2 separate regions of the Homo sapiens genome follow, and region 2 is linked to region 1. A link is an interaction called in ENCODE POLR2A ChIA-PET data of the cell type or tissue named here. Cell type or tissue: GM12878. All regions are shown on one strand. Links, peaks and the distances in the headings refer to the core of each region. The heading gives the core; the rest is flanking DNA.

Region 1 (7,306 bases), core at 2,681-5,180:
TGAAATACAAAAAAAAATTAGTCATGAAATATCTTAACCAGTAAAATGTCTAGGATTTTTCTATTAAAGGACACTACTTACAAGGATGCTCTGACATGTATGCTTCCTAATTCTTCGCTTGCTTAGGATCTGCTTGAATCTGGCCCGTAAAAGTACTGTATTTATCCACATTCTGTACTGGTTTTCATGGTGACTTAAATGCTTGTGAAAAAGTAACAAATTTCGTAACCCTGGGCTTGCGTTTCTGCATGACCACAATCAGTTGGTGCTGGGTGTCAGCTGCTTCCTTTAGTTGGGGCATGTGCTTCACAGTTCTCCACACTTCCCTGTGCTTTCTGATACTAATGTCAAATGTCATTTGCCATTTATCATCATAAATGTTTGCATTAATGGCTTGATACCTGTAGACAGTTTATGACTTTTATATTCAGTAGATATCACAGTTTTCTATTGATATTTTGCTTTGATATTTTAATTTGATGTCACATATTTCCAATACTTTATAAAGCGTGCTTACATACATTTTCCCTTAAACATATGACATAAAGTAGTCTTTATTGGTTGTCATCTCCTCCTTCTCTAATAACCAATCAGTCCTTTTGTTTTACCAATTAAATATTTCTCAAATCTGTGTTGTCCTGTTTGACCTTTCTGCTATTGTTTCAGCTCAGGCCCTCCTCTCACCTGGAATTCATTAATTGCCACCTAACTGAGCTCCTTGCCTCTAGACACATTCCTTTCAATTCATCCTCAAAAATATTGCTAGAGTGATGTATCAAAGTGCAGATCTGATCACATCTCCCCTTTGTTTAAAATTTTTCTAAGTCTCTTCATCTTCCATGGCAGGGGTTGGCACACTTTAAGGTCCAGATAAATATTTTAGGCTTTGCTGATCCTAAGATTCCTGCTACAAATAATGAACTCTTATTGTTGAGTTGATCACAAAAGCCAGTAGGCACTATGTAAACAAATGGCATAGCCTATATCCCAGTAAAACTTATTTATGAAACCAGGCCACTGGTCCAGGTCTATAGTCTCTTAATCCCTGTTCTGTGATATAATACGTTCTCCCAGTCTCCTCACTTGTCTCATCTACCACTCTTCCATCTTGTTTCCTATAGGTTTTCCAGAAGGACCATTCAAATTCTTAAACTTTTCTGAGCACAACATCTTCTTTCTGTATCCAGTTATTTAATTCTTTTATTCAAGCTGGGTTTCTTTTTACAAATAGCAAAATATTCTAATATATCACATAAATTATTAGTTTTGAAGTGATTATTTTCATATATAAAACTGGGGTTATTTTGTTTATTGCTGACAACTTTATAAATATATTAATTGAAGTCTCAAGTATGGACAACAGTTTTTTTAACAGGTCTTTAGTAAAAAGTCATAGTCTTGACATAATTCATGATATAATTTGTTGTTGTTGTTTAATATGTTATCCAAAAATCTCAGAGTGTGGTCACTGGTAGGAAATTAGTTTAGTTTCTTTTTCTTTTTTTTTTTTTTTTTTTTTGAGACGGAGTCTTGCTCTATTGCCAGGCTGGATACAGTGGCACGATCTTGGCTCACTGCAACCTCCCAGGTTCAAGCAATTCTCCTGCCTCAGCCTCCCAAGTAGCTGGGACTATAGGTGCATGCCACCATGCCCAGCTACTTTTTGTATTTTTAGTAGAGATGGGGTTTCACCATGTTGGCCAGGATGGTCTCGATCTCTTGACCTTGTGATCCACCCGCCTCGGCCTCCCAAAGTGCTGGGATTACGGGCGTCAGCCACTGCGTCCGGCTGGAAATTAGTTTAGTTTCATTGTTATCAACTATATTGAATCAAGGTTCACTGAAAAAGCAATTTTAGGACAGTTCATAGGAGCCGGAAGCATATAAGCCAAATTGTGTCCTATCTTCATCACAATTGTTCCTTTAAATTCCAGTTAGGAAAGCAGAAAAGTGGTTTTAGAGTCTGACTTACCTCAAATATTGAACTTAAAGGTTGCTATTTAAATTCTCATAGATTGCTTGCCTGTTTCTATGTGCAAAGAAATAACACAACTTAAGAATATGTTGTTAAATGTGTGTGCCTTGCCTTGTTATTAAATTTCAGTTAATTATGTTATTGCTGATTGATACAATGTTGGATAGTAAGCAAAACTTTTTCTAGGAAAAAAAAATGAAAGAAGCTTATCATTCTTGCATCATATATGCAAGTGCAAGATGTGATGGATTTTAATATAAATTATGTTAAAGCTCTTTAAATTTCCTAATATTTGCAAACAAATGCATTAATTTAAAACTCCATCAATTAAAACTGACCTGTAAAAGTCTTGTATGGTTGAATTTTTTTTTTTTTCTTTTTTAGCCACCAGCTGAACAGGCCAAAGCCAGACTACAGCTGGTTCTTGAAGCTGCTGGTAAGTGTTGATAATTAACTTTTATTAAATGAAGAAGTGACGAGTAAACCCTAGGCTGGTAGCATGCTTAGAAATGAGTAAAAAAAAAAACACTATTTTTATATATCCTCACAAATTTATCAGATCTAGATTATATGTATGGCCATATATTATCTGAAATATTTATTGCCGCAGTATAATGCTAAGTGTATTGCTAACAGGTCATTCTTTACCTTTTCATTTATAAAATTGGCTTCAGTTTTAGTTTTTTATTTTGATGAAGCCCAATTGATTAATTTGTCTTTTATGTACTATGGTTTTGGTGATGTGTTTAAGAATTCTTTGACTAATCCCAGATTATGATTTTTTTCTTACATTTTCTTTCTTTTGAAAGAAAAATTAAAATGGAGGAGTTAGTCTTAAATGTAACATGTAAAACCATAAAACTTTATATTTTATGGCTTTTATTTATATAAAATATAACTTTATATTTTATGGTTTTACACTTTACATTTAAGACTAACTCCTCCATTTTAATTTTTTAAATAAGGTGTAATGTTTAGGTTGAGATTTTCATTGTTCTAAAGAAAATGAGATCAGTGTCATTTAGTAATTTCCCTAATTACATTGGACTAACTCACTGGACTGTATGTTCTGGATACCATGTACTCTTCAAGTGCTGTATGTTTTATTTCTCAAGGTACTATAATGCTGTGACTTAGATTTTAGATACCATGTTCACTTGCATATAGACATTAAATACTTTACTTTTTTAAAAATATATAAGATCTATATTTTCTGAGTGCTGATATTTTACTTTGAATCTTAATGTGCTCTTCAAAAATGTATATAACTTATTCAAACAATAAGTTTTAATGAGTAGTACAATAGTCCTCTCTTATACATGGTGGATGTCTTCCAAGCGTCCAGTTGGTGTCTCAAACCATGGGTAGTACAAAACCCTGTATCTATATCTATATTTATCTATCTATATATCTAATTTATATCTGTATCTAGATACACACACACATATACACACGCTATATTTTTTCCTATACATACATACCTATGATAAAGTTTAATTTATAGATTAGGTAAGAGATTAATAATGATAATAAAATGGAACAATTATAATAATATACTTTAATAAATATAAATGTGGTTTCTTTCTCTCACTCTCAAAATATCTTGTACTGTAATCACCTATTTTTGGACCACAGTTGACCGCAGGTAACTGAAACCACAGAAAATGAAACTGCAGCTGCAGATGATGGGGGACTACTGTATATATTTCTTAAAATTTTTTACTATAAAGAGCTCATAATTTCAAGCTGGAAAAATGAGAATTCTATTTTAACATCAAAAGTAATTTCAGACCACCAAATGATAATAGTTATATTTTTAGGATTCATTGATCAAGAAAATACATATGTGCATATTGATTAAAGGATCTCTTGCATTAGTTCTTTGTATTCTCATTTAAAGTGTCCACAGTCTAAAGATTGGGAACTCCAGTATGATCGGTATACTAGCTTCCTGAATTACTAATAGAAGTAACTTACCATGTAGGTAAAAAGATTGGCAATGTTTTAGTTTTGATGAAGTGTCTCTATACTCCTCCTTATTACTCTAAAAATAATTCATAGTTTATGTTTTTATCTTATTTATCTTTATGTAGAAAACATTACTTACTAAAATTTTGTTAATTTTTTTAATATTTTCACTCAAATAAAATATACTGTAGGATAAATCTAATTAATTTGATTCTATATCATTTACATAATATGCATGGCATTTTGCTTTGAAAAAATATTTGCAGCTCCTAATTGAGTATTCCAGCTCATAATTGAGTAAACCCTTGCTTTGAAGGAAAATATTTATGTTGCTTAGCACAGAAAACATTTGTTTCCACAAATGCAATTTTAAATAATTTTATTTCATAGTTTTATTCAGTTTTTTAAAAATATTTAGTATGATTTTGAAGCACATTAGAAAATAGATGTGATACTCCAGACCTCACAGTGTATAACTTGCTTATATCCATCTGAGTTGTCATCCCTAACATTTAACTTCAATGTTCTAAATTGTATCTAAGGATAAAGAGCTAGATTCTGTGAATTTGAGAAGCATCCAAAATTATGACAATTTTCAAGTTAAAAAATTTATTTTGGCCTAGGCCCGATAAGCAAAAGACAGACCTTAGCTAAATACTCAAGTTTTTAAGTCACTCTTTTTTATTGAATATTTATGTTGTTCAACTTTTCCCTCTTACCAATAACACTGTAATGAACACCCTCTTATACATTGTGTTAGTCATATTCTATTTTATTTTGGGGGGATTTGTTACTATAGAAATGAGTTTATGAGGTCAGAGGGTATTAACATTTCAGGTTGGTCCAAAAGTAATTGCAGTTTTGGCAAAACCTCAGTTACTTTTGCACCAATTTAATAGAATGGCTTTTTGTACATTTTTGCTGTATTGTTTTATAAAGCTTTGTGCTACTTTTCATTGCCACTGGTTAAGTAATCGTTTTACTAGAATTGCTTTTTGATACCAGTTCCGTGAATATGTTGCTGTATAATATGATATAACATATTACACCTTTTTGAAAAATATCCAGTATTGTTTTTAATGAGAACTTGTGGCATAGTAGAGGGCAAGTAGATGGATAGGTAGGGGAAGAGTACATAGCTAACTTACTGTCAAGATTCTAGTTGTCTTTTTGGTGATGAATTTTAAGGTGTTCATTATATTATTAAAAATAAGCAAATAAATAAGAAGAACTTGAGACCTGTCTGGTAAGTTTTGCAGTCCAGCCTAGTCTCAAGGTTGAGATAAATGGATAGGGAAGTCTAGTAGTACCCATTGTCACATTGGAGTTCACTTAGGTTCCTAGGAAAAACACCTTGATTTGGGGGCCTTAAAAGTGGCCATGGGCAAAGACTTCAGGCCTTATGCTAGATTCTTGACGCAGGATTAATTTTAGCCTTACAAGCAGCATAACTTGATAGATAAGGTTAATATGTAGAAATCCTACGATTAGACTTAGTTGTTTACTCTAGCTCTGAGTCCCAGAAGAAAGTTTTATATTTAACTATTGCATCGTAATTGATATTAGTAAATGTTAATAATGTTATTGGTTTGGAATTAAAATCTGTTTCGAATATTTAGCCACGATTTTTAGTGGTATGATTCTGAAAGGCATATGAAGGACTAAAATAAGATTTAAAAAAATGTACCTATAGGGTGTTATGATTATTATATCAAACATAAATTTGAGTCTGAGATTTTATTGTATTTGGGTTAGGAACATACTTTATATGTGCTAAACTATTACATATTTGTACTTTGGTTCAAAACTTTGAACATTTTCTTTGACTCTTTTATAGGCGATAATTCACCTGGACTTAATTATTCTGATTTTGTGTAATTTTTTTGTATTTATCCCTTTATTGTCTCTCCCACTGCCATCTCCTTAGTCTAGATGCCAAACATTTCACTCATGGCTTATTCCATTACCTCCTAATTGGCTTCCTGCTTCAATTCTATTACTTCTGTAGCGAGACACTAATGAATAGTGGAAAGATCCTAAGCCTGCCATCACCACTTGTTCTGTAACTTTGAGCAGTTTAATGTTTATTGTTTAGCCAGAACAGAGGGTTTTTTTAATCAAATATGACAGATGTGTGTTTTTTTCTAGTTCATTGAGGTGAAATTTACATAACATAAAATTAATCATAATTGCTTAAAATGAACAATTCAGTGGCATTCAGTACATTCACAGTTTTGTACAACCATCAATTCTATCTAGTTCTAAACATTGCAATCACTCCAGAGTGAAACCGCTTACCTACTAGCAGTTTCTCCCCAGTTTCCTTTCCCCCAAGCCCTTGACAACCACCATTCTCCCTCTGTCTCCGTTTGTCTATTCTGGATATTTCATATAAATGGAATCCTATAATCTGTGACCTTGTGTGTCTGGCTTCCTTCATTTAGTATGTGTGTGTATGTGTGTATATATATATATACACACAAACATACACACACACACACACACACACACAACTTATTAATCCATTGATAAAATTTGGGTTGTTTCTACCTTTATTCTATTGTGAGTACATTTGAATATGTGTGTATATGTACTTGTTTGAGTACCTGTTTGGAGGTTTTTTAGGTGTATACCTAGGAGGGTGATAGTGGGGTCATTTGGTAATTCTATGTTTAATTTTCTGAGAAACCACAAAACATTTTCCATAGCAGCTGAACCATTTTACTTTCGCACCAATAGCAGTGTATAAAACAGTTCTCTATTGCCTCAACTATACCATATCACACATTTAAGTTACCTATTTGAAAGTATTTGTATTTGGGGGCTTCTCTTTACCATAATTTCTTTATCTGTAAGAGCGAAAGATAATAACTGCCATGTTGGACTGTTATGAAAATAATAACACATGAAATACCTAGCCCAGAGCCTGAAAAGTGGTAGCCACCAGAAAATTTGTATTTCATCTTGATTTTTGTAGACACCACTGCTAGATGATTCTTTGGTGTTATCGGATCTTTGGGGTGTTGCTTTTCTGGCTGGAAAACTCTGTGCGGCTGCTGCAGCAGAGCAGGTGGCAGCATGGGCACCAGCTCTCTGAGAGGCTGCAGCTGGTCCGGGCACACTACAAGCAGCTTCCACAGCTGGCACCGGGAACACGGTGGCACCCGGAAGCTTGAAGATCCCAGGAACTGCAGGGTCCCAAGGAGGGAGCCACAGTCCTGGTTCTAGGAGCTTCCAGGTCTGAGCTCCCCCAAAGCACCACAGCTCTTCTCTCCTTCTCTTTGCCTGCAACATGGTGAGCAAGGAGCATGTCTCAGTCCTGTTTGTGTTATAGCTCTTTTAGCTTCCCTATTCATTGGATCC
Region 2 (7,306 bases), core at 2,077-4,576, 75 kb before region 1:
TATTTTTATTTATTTATTTTTTGTTTTAGAGACAGCATCTCACTCTGTGGCCAGGCTTATATACTGTGGCAGGATCATGGCTCACTGCAGCCTTTGGAACTCTTGGACTGAAGCAATCCTCTCACTCAGCCCCCACCTAGTAGTTGGGATTATAGGCATGAGCCCCTGTGCCCACCTAAGGAGCATTTTTATGTCTACTGCTGAAGCTAAAAGTGGTTTAGGATAAAAGTGGTTGAGGGGGTTCTTCTCAGTCAGAAAAATTTCAGTATTGATCCCTAATGTGAAACATCACAACTAGACTTTACCACTGTTAAGCCATCAAACTGCTGCCATGTGTTGGAATAATCAGGATATTCAGCATCTGTATCTGTCAAAAAAATCATACAACCAACAACGGACAAGTCCACAAGAGCAAGTGAGGTTCACTGTTGACACTTCTGATTAAATACCACATTTTACATTCAGATGTTTTTACAAAGTTTTTGCTGATGAATAATGCAGGGAATAACTGTAGGCTTTAAATTTTCGTAGACTTACATTTTCACAAGCTTTGTAGATTTGTCCAACTAAGCCTCTTTCCGCTCTCTGTTGTTAACTACCATGATATATAACACATCTTAGCAGATTCCACATCAGGTTGTACTGAATGAGTGTTTTCTCAATTTTGTTGAAAATATTCTCATGTTCTATGCATAATTTTCATGGAGGCTAATTCTTAAGTCATTCCACACTCAGCACTGACTCCTCAAATAAACAACTGAGCAGTATCTCTGACATCTGTGGACTCATGAAAAACCAAGCAAAACCGCTTGGACTCATTTGCCTTATCTCTTCACTGGACATGTTGATGATATTCCCTGTGTCTTCAACAGTTTGAACAACTGTTCTTGCTAAAAGTCTAATAGTTTTTAAGCAAGTTTATTTTCTCTGGACACATTTCTTTGACTGCATTCAAACACTAATTAAGTCATCTTTGGTAAATGGCTTTCATTGATTGGTTGACAAATACAACACTCAGAAACTCATTTTTATTTTTTTATTTTTGTGAAGAAATTCTGCTGTGATGAGATACTCCATTTTAAATGTTCTATTTTTTTGGACTATTGCTTTCCTGTGAGTTGGAAATACTATAAAGAGTGTTCAGTCAAGTATATATTATTTTTAAAAATCAACATATATGCTATTTTTCCAGCACAGCTGTAATGCCATTGTATAATAAGCACAATGAATTGCCATTTAATTTGATAAAATAGTCCACACTTCACTGCGCCTTAAAAATGACAGTTGAAGGCTCCTTTTCTATTCTTTTCTCATTTTGATATGATTCTTATACACTGGTATTAAAAATTAAATGTCACATTACAGCAATTCATAAGGCCCTTGAAACTGCGTTTAGTTATGCTATGTTACTGTGATTTTTTGTGTGCCTTGAGCAGCAATGCAACCTAATGAGAGTGCCATCCGTGATTTCTGTTGCAACGCCTCAGCTATTGTTAATCGCATTAAAGCAGCCATAGAAATACACAAAAGAATGAGTGTGGCTGTTTCCCAACAAACCTTTATATAGTGACACTAAAATATCAATTTCAGTAATTTTCATGTGTCAGGAAATGTTATTCTTTTGATTTTTTCCCAGACATTTAAGAATGTAAAAACTGTTTTAACTCATGTTCTGTACAAAAACAGGAAATAGGCTGGATTTGGCCTATGGGCCGTAGTTTACTGATCCCTGATTTGTACTTTCGGCTCAATAGAATAAGCTAGCGCACTTTTAAATTCTCCATTGGCCTTTAAATATTACTAATAAAAATTAGGTGAAAACTACCATAAATTGAATATAGGTTATTTTTTATTTTATGCAAGCAGATATAAAACCATTTATTGTGAGAAAGTAATTCCTAGAAGAATCTTCATTTGTACTGTCACTTTATGTGAACTAGAATAAAACAAAAGTCTTTCTTATATGCAGTGGTATTTCAAGCCTCTAGGACTTCCCCCATGCCACTTCCTCTTTCCTAGATGTAAGTTGTGCTTATTGAGCTTAGATTCTATTAGGAAGGATTGCAAGTAAATAAATAAATGTAGATTATGTGGAACTATTGGGTAGCTTATGTAATCAGTGGGACTCTGGGAAACCAGGTTGTGAAAACTGACAGGAAAAGAAGACTGGTCAGCTGGTGTTACTGCCTGTGTATACCATGGTATCAGTAGAGGTAGTATGCAGGCACTGACCACCAGCGCCTCTGACATTGCTGCCACTGGACTTAAGCTCTGTTGCCACTATCACAGAGAATAATCTTTTTATTCTTGTCTTTCATTAACTCTTTATTCAAATTTCCTAGTATAATTCATGTCATCCTATATTTGGAATACTTTGGATTCAAAGCTCACCGAATTTGGAATGGTATTCAGATTCTGGGTAGCTTAAGAAGTATAACAAATACACCCAAGAAGAAGGCTGTAGCGAGCGAGCATGACAGTGGAATAAAATGAGAGAAGAATTCCTTGAGCAATTCTTGTTTTCCTTTGATTCTGTCTTATAGGTCCCTGTATTAACTTCTGAAATATTTTTCATATCACATATTTACTAATTAATTAAACTATTAGTAACTAATGATTAGGTACTAATTATATATTTGTGCGTTGGTTTTTATACCTGTCTTTAAGCTCCACATGACCTGGTATATGTTGTTCATAATTGTATCCATAATTCCTATCACAGAATCTGGCCCAGAGATAGTACTCAGTAATAGTTGTTGAATGAATAAATAATGTTTATGTGTGTGTGTGGTGGGGGGCAAATCATGATGGCTATGGTGAAAAGGAATTGAAGGGTTTTGAGCTCAAGAATGAAGTGATTCCTTTTTTTTTTTTTTTTTTTTTTTTTTTGAGACGGAGTCTTGCTCTTTTTCCCAGGCTGGAGTGCAGTGGCGTGATCTCGGCTCACTGCAACCTCTGCCTCCTGGATTCAAACAATTCTCCTGCCTCAGCCTCCTGAGTAGCTGGGACTACAGGTGCATGCCACCACGCCCTGCCAATTTTTTGTATTTTAGTAGAGACGGGGTTTCACCCTTTTGCCCAGTCTGGTTGCGAACTCCTGAGCTCAGGCAATCCACCCACCTTAGCCTCCCAAAGTGCTGGGATTACAGGCATGAGCCACCGCGCCTGGCCCAAAGTGATTCATTTTTATAAGATTAGACTGGCTGTTTTGCAACAGGTGGATGAGAGTGAAACAACGGCAGAAGTGGTTAAAATAGCTATGACAGAATTAAGAAAGACTAGGATGGAGGTCATGGCAATTGAATTAGGATGGTGGCAGTTGATATAAATATAGATAGTTTTTGTGATTACTTAAGAGGTAGAATCAATAGGACTAACTGATAGATTGTATTTGTAGGGGGAAAAAGAAGAAAGTGAAGTGGTTGATTCCCAGGTTTTTGGCTTGAGCAGAAGGATGAATGATAAGATCCTTTTCTGAAATAGGAAATACTGAAAAGGATCAGTTTTGAAGGAGGAACTCAAGAATTTAGTTTTGGATCTATTGAGCATAAGCTTTTTTTTTTTTTTAGATATCCAAATAGAGATGTCAAATAGACAACAGGGTAAATGAATCTGGAGCTTATGAATGATATACATTTTTTGCACATGTACGTATAGGTTGCTATTAATGCTGTGTGTGAGGGTGAGATGGATTAAGAAGAAATTATAGCACAAGACTAGGGCCCAGGACTGATCCTTGGGGAGCTCTTACCTTTGGTGGCTAGAGAGAAGAGCATGGAACTACAAGAGACTTGAAGAGCCATTTTTTTGAGAAAATGTAGAAAACCTGAACGATATAATATTATAGAAGACAAGTGAGGAAAGGCTATGAAGTATTGAACATTAATTCAGCATGGGCTTATCAACATGAATATGAATGTTAGACAGTATCAAATGGTTCTAAGAATTGTATAAAGAGAAAGATGATAAAGTAGACTTTGGATTTGGTAACATGGGGGAACCACTGATGACTTTAGCCAAGAGTAATTTTTGGATGTAGTGGGAGGTAGGAGAGGGGAGATAGGGTATGTGTATAGTTCTCTCTTTCAAAAAGTCGAACTGAAAGGAAGCCTATGAGTAACATGGTAGCTGAGGAAACTGGTTCCAGGCCAAAATTCTATGTGTGACCAATCAGACATACCCATTGGCAATTACAGAGTTTTGCCTGGCAGGCCTCATGGAAGAAAGCTGCCCTCCTCATACTGGTACACATACTTGGTACACAGCCAGTGCTTTGCAGTTTTCTGGAGGGAGATGCAGCCATATCCACCTCCCCACCCCCAGCCCTGTCTGTGCTTATCAAAGAGCTTCATGTGGTAACAAAGCAGGTTTACCTAAGCAAATAATTAAGTTGGGAAATGGATATATACATAGAAGCCACATAAAATAATTACTGACAATCAAGTGCCAGACTATTGGGAGTTTTCTATAAGGGCAATGCATTTGACCTTGGTATCCACAGATTTAATATTCTGTCTATTCAAAGTGATGTGGCCTGTTTTATGTGACAATTTGTAACTTTTGTGTGGCATGACTTAAAGCCTATGTTCTGAGAGGATGCTGTGAAGGAGTCATGTAACTTAGCCAATGAATAAAGCCTACTAACTGCTCAGCACTGTATCTCACAGTGGCTTTGTTTTTTCTGATGTTAATGTATTGAACAATCCTCATCAAAGGTCTGTGTAGTAATGGTGATGTTGACAATAATTAGTAATATTTGCTAAATGCAGTATGCTGAGCACTTTACATGCATTATTGCATTTTCAACTTGGGACATTTGCAAAGATCTTAGCGCTTACCCATTAAATGTCAGGAAGGACTGTAAGTTTAGAGATTAAGAAATTGTTATGAACATAGTCATGGTGGGAGTTTAATTGGTTCTTGTACAATAAATATAAGAATTTGCAGATTTTGAGAAGAAGAGAATCTTGTTTTAGGTAGATGAATGGATGAGCAAAATTATGGAGGTGATAATGAACTGGTTTGAGAAGAGTTACATATTGGCAGAAAATTGTTAGCCAGGTAAGGTAGATTATAAAGCAGGCAATGACAAGAACTTGGGATATGAAGACATTGATGTTAGGGAGAAGGTATTGGAGGACTTTTGGTGGTTAGTGATAGGAGCCAAAACTAACATAGACAAAGTGGGGATACATTATTGAAGAGTTCACCATTTCTGTTTGCCTCGTGCATTGCAAACATAACTGTGTTCATTATCTCTATTTCACATTCTCCATCTCTAAATTGAATTCATCTGTAGCTTGGATAATCACATACCAAAATTAGGAAGATTCTATTTGTATTAAATTACGTAGATGGTATAAGGGTGAAAAAAAATGTAGACAAGGTTTTTAAAGTGAACACTAGAGGTAAAATCATGTACATAAATAATTTATGATTATAGACAACAGGAAAAATGTGAGCTGAATGTAGACCCAGAATAATATACTACTCAATAAAGCTGCTGTGAGGATTTTTTTAAAAATACTTTTTAAATTGGACTAATAATTTTTTTTCATGGAAGACACTTTAGAAAACATATAAACAATTAGAATGAACAAAAAAAGTACTCATAATCCCACTGTCAAATACTGTTTACTTTTCAGTTTATAACTTTTTAGATAAATGCACATGTACCACACTGTACACATGGATGTATAAAACTTACCCTCTTACATTTTGTAACATGATTTAAAAAAAAAACTTACTATAGCACAAGACCATTTCGTGAAAATACATAACTATGTCACAATTTTTAATGGTGATATCGTTTTCTGTTGTATGGTTATTATATTTTATTTGACAGTTTGCCATTATTGGGCATTTAGTTCTCAGTTTTTTGTATTAAATACAATGGAGTGATTAATATTTTGTGAATGTGTCATTGGGATAAACTTAGAGAAGTAGACTGTGAGGCAAGGCTTTACGTGTATTGTTGAGAATGTTGATACATTCTCCCAATTGCCCTCCAGAAAACCTGTGTTATTTTCTGCTTCCACTGGCAGTGCATGAGGATACCTGATTCTCAGCACCTTTGCCAACAATGGAAACGTTATCATTTGTTTTCTTTTTTTTTTTTTACTATTATTATTATACTCTAAGTTCTAGGGTACATGTGCACAATGTGCAGGTTAGTTACATATGTATACATGTGCCATGCTGGTGTGCTGCACCCATTAACTCCTCATTTAGCATTAGGTATATCTCCTAATGCTATCCCTCCCCCCTTCCCCCCACCCCACAACAGTCCCCAGAGTGTGATGTTCCCCTTCCTGTGTTCATGTGTTCTCATTGTTCAATTCCCACCTATGAGTGAGAATATGTGGTGTTTGGTTTTTTATTCTTGCGATAGTTTACTGAGAATGATGATTTCCAATTTCATCCATGTCCCTACAAAGGACATGAACTCATCATTTTTTATGGCTGCATAGTATTCCATGGTGTATATGTGCCACATTTTCTTAATCCAGTCTATCATTGTTGGACAGTTGGACTGGTTCCAAGTCTTTGCTATTGTGAATAGTGCCACAATAAACATATGTGTGCATGTGTCTTTATAGCGGCATGATTTATAGTCCTTTGGGTATATACCCAGTAATGGGATGGCTGGGTCAAATGGTATTTCTAGTTCTAGATCCCTGAGGAATCGCCACACTGACTTCCACCATGGTTGAACTAGTTTACAGTCCCACCAACAGTGTAAAAGTGTTCCTATTTCTCCACATCCTCTCCAGCACCTGTTGTTTCCTGACTTTTTAATGATTGCCATTCTAACTGGTGTGAGATGGTATCTCATTGTGGTTTTGATTTGCATTTCTCTGATGGCCAGTGATGGTGAGCATTTTTTCATGTGGTTTTTGGCTGCATAAATGCCTTCTTTTGAGAAGTGTCTGTTCACGTCCTTTGCCCACTTTTTGATGGGGTTGTTTGTTTTTTTCTTGTGAATTTGTTTGAGTTCATTGTAGATTCTGGATATTAGCCCTTTGTCAGATGAGTAGGTTGCGAAAATTTTCTCCCATTTTGTAGGTTGCCTCTTCACTCTGATGGTAGTTTCTTTTGCTGTGCAGAAGCTCTTTAGTTTAATTAAATCCCATTTGTCAATTTTGGCTTTTGTTGCCATTGCTTTTGGTGTTTTAGACATGAAGTCCTTACTCATGCCTATGTCCTGAATGGTATTGCCTAGGTTTTCTTCTAGGGTTTTTATGGTTTTAGGTCTGACGTTTAAGTCTTTAATCCATCTTGAATTAATTTTCGTATAAGGTGTAAG

What was found. ChIA-PET counts read pairs that join two places held together with the same protein. Peaks named below come from ENCODE experiments on the same cell type or tissue, not always from the same donor. Only the 100,000 strongest peaks of a DNase experiment are listed, where the experiment ranks them.
Region 2: POLR2A ChIA-PET joins it to region 1 with 10 read pairs; 2 of 35 experiments call an interaction of 5 or more read pairs at or near these places.

Annotation. Positions count from the first base shown.
Region 1 is chr3:158,352,498-158,359,803 of GRCh38, forward strand. RSRC1 (arginine and serine rich coiled-coil 1) reads left to right here. Exons shown (of 10, transcript NM_001271838.2): 6 at 2,360-2,411. Among named protein-coding and RNA genes, the nearest start is that of UC.134, 170 kb to the right of the region's middle. RefSeq lists an enhancer at 118-167. In GM12878, for the core only: no CTCF peak of the experiment used is centred there; a DNase peak (open chromatin) is centred at 3,648; H3K27ac peaks cover 1,092 bases.
Region 2 is chr3:158,277,776-158,285,081 of GRCh38, forward strand. All of the region lies in intron 4 of RSRC1 (arginine and serine rich coiled-coil 1), which reads left to right. Among named protein-coding and RNA genes, the nearest start is that of RSRC1, 170 kb to the left of the region's middle. In GM12878, for the core only: no CTCF peak of the experiment used is centred there; no DNase peak of the experiment used is centred there.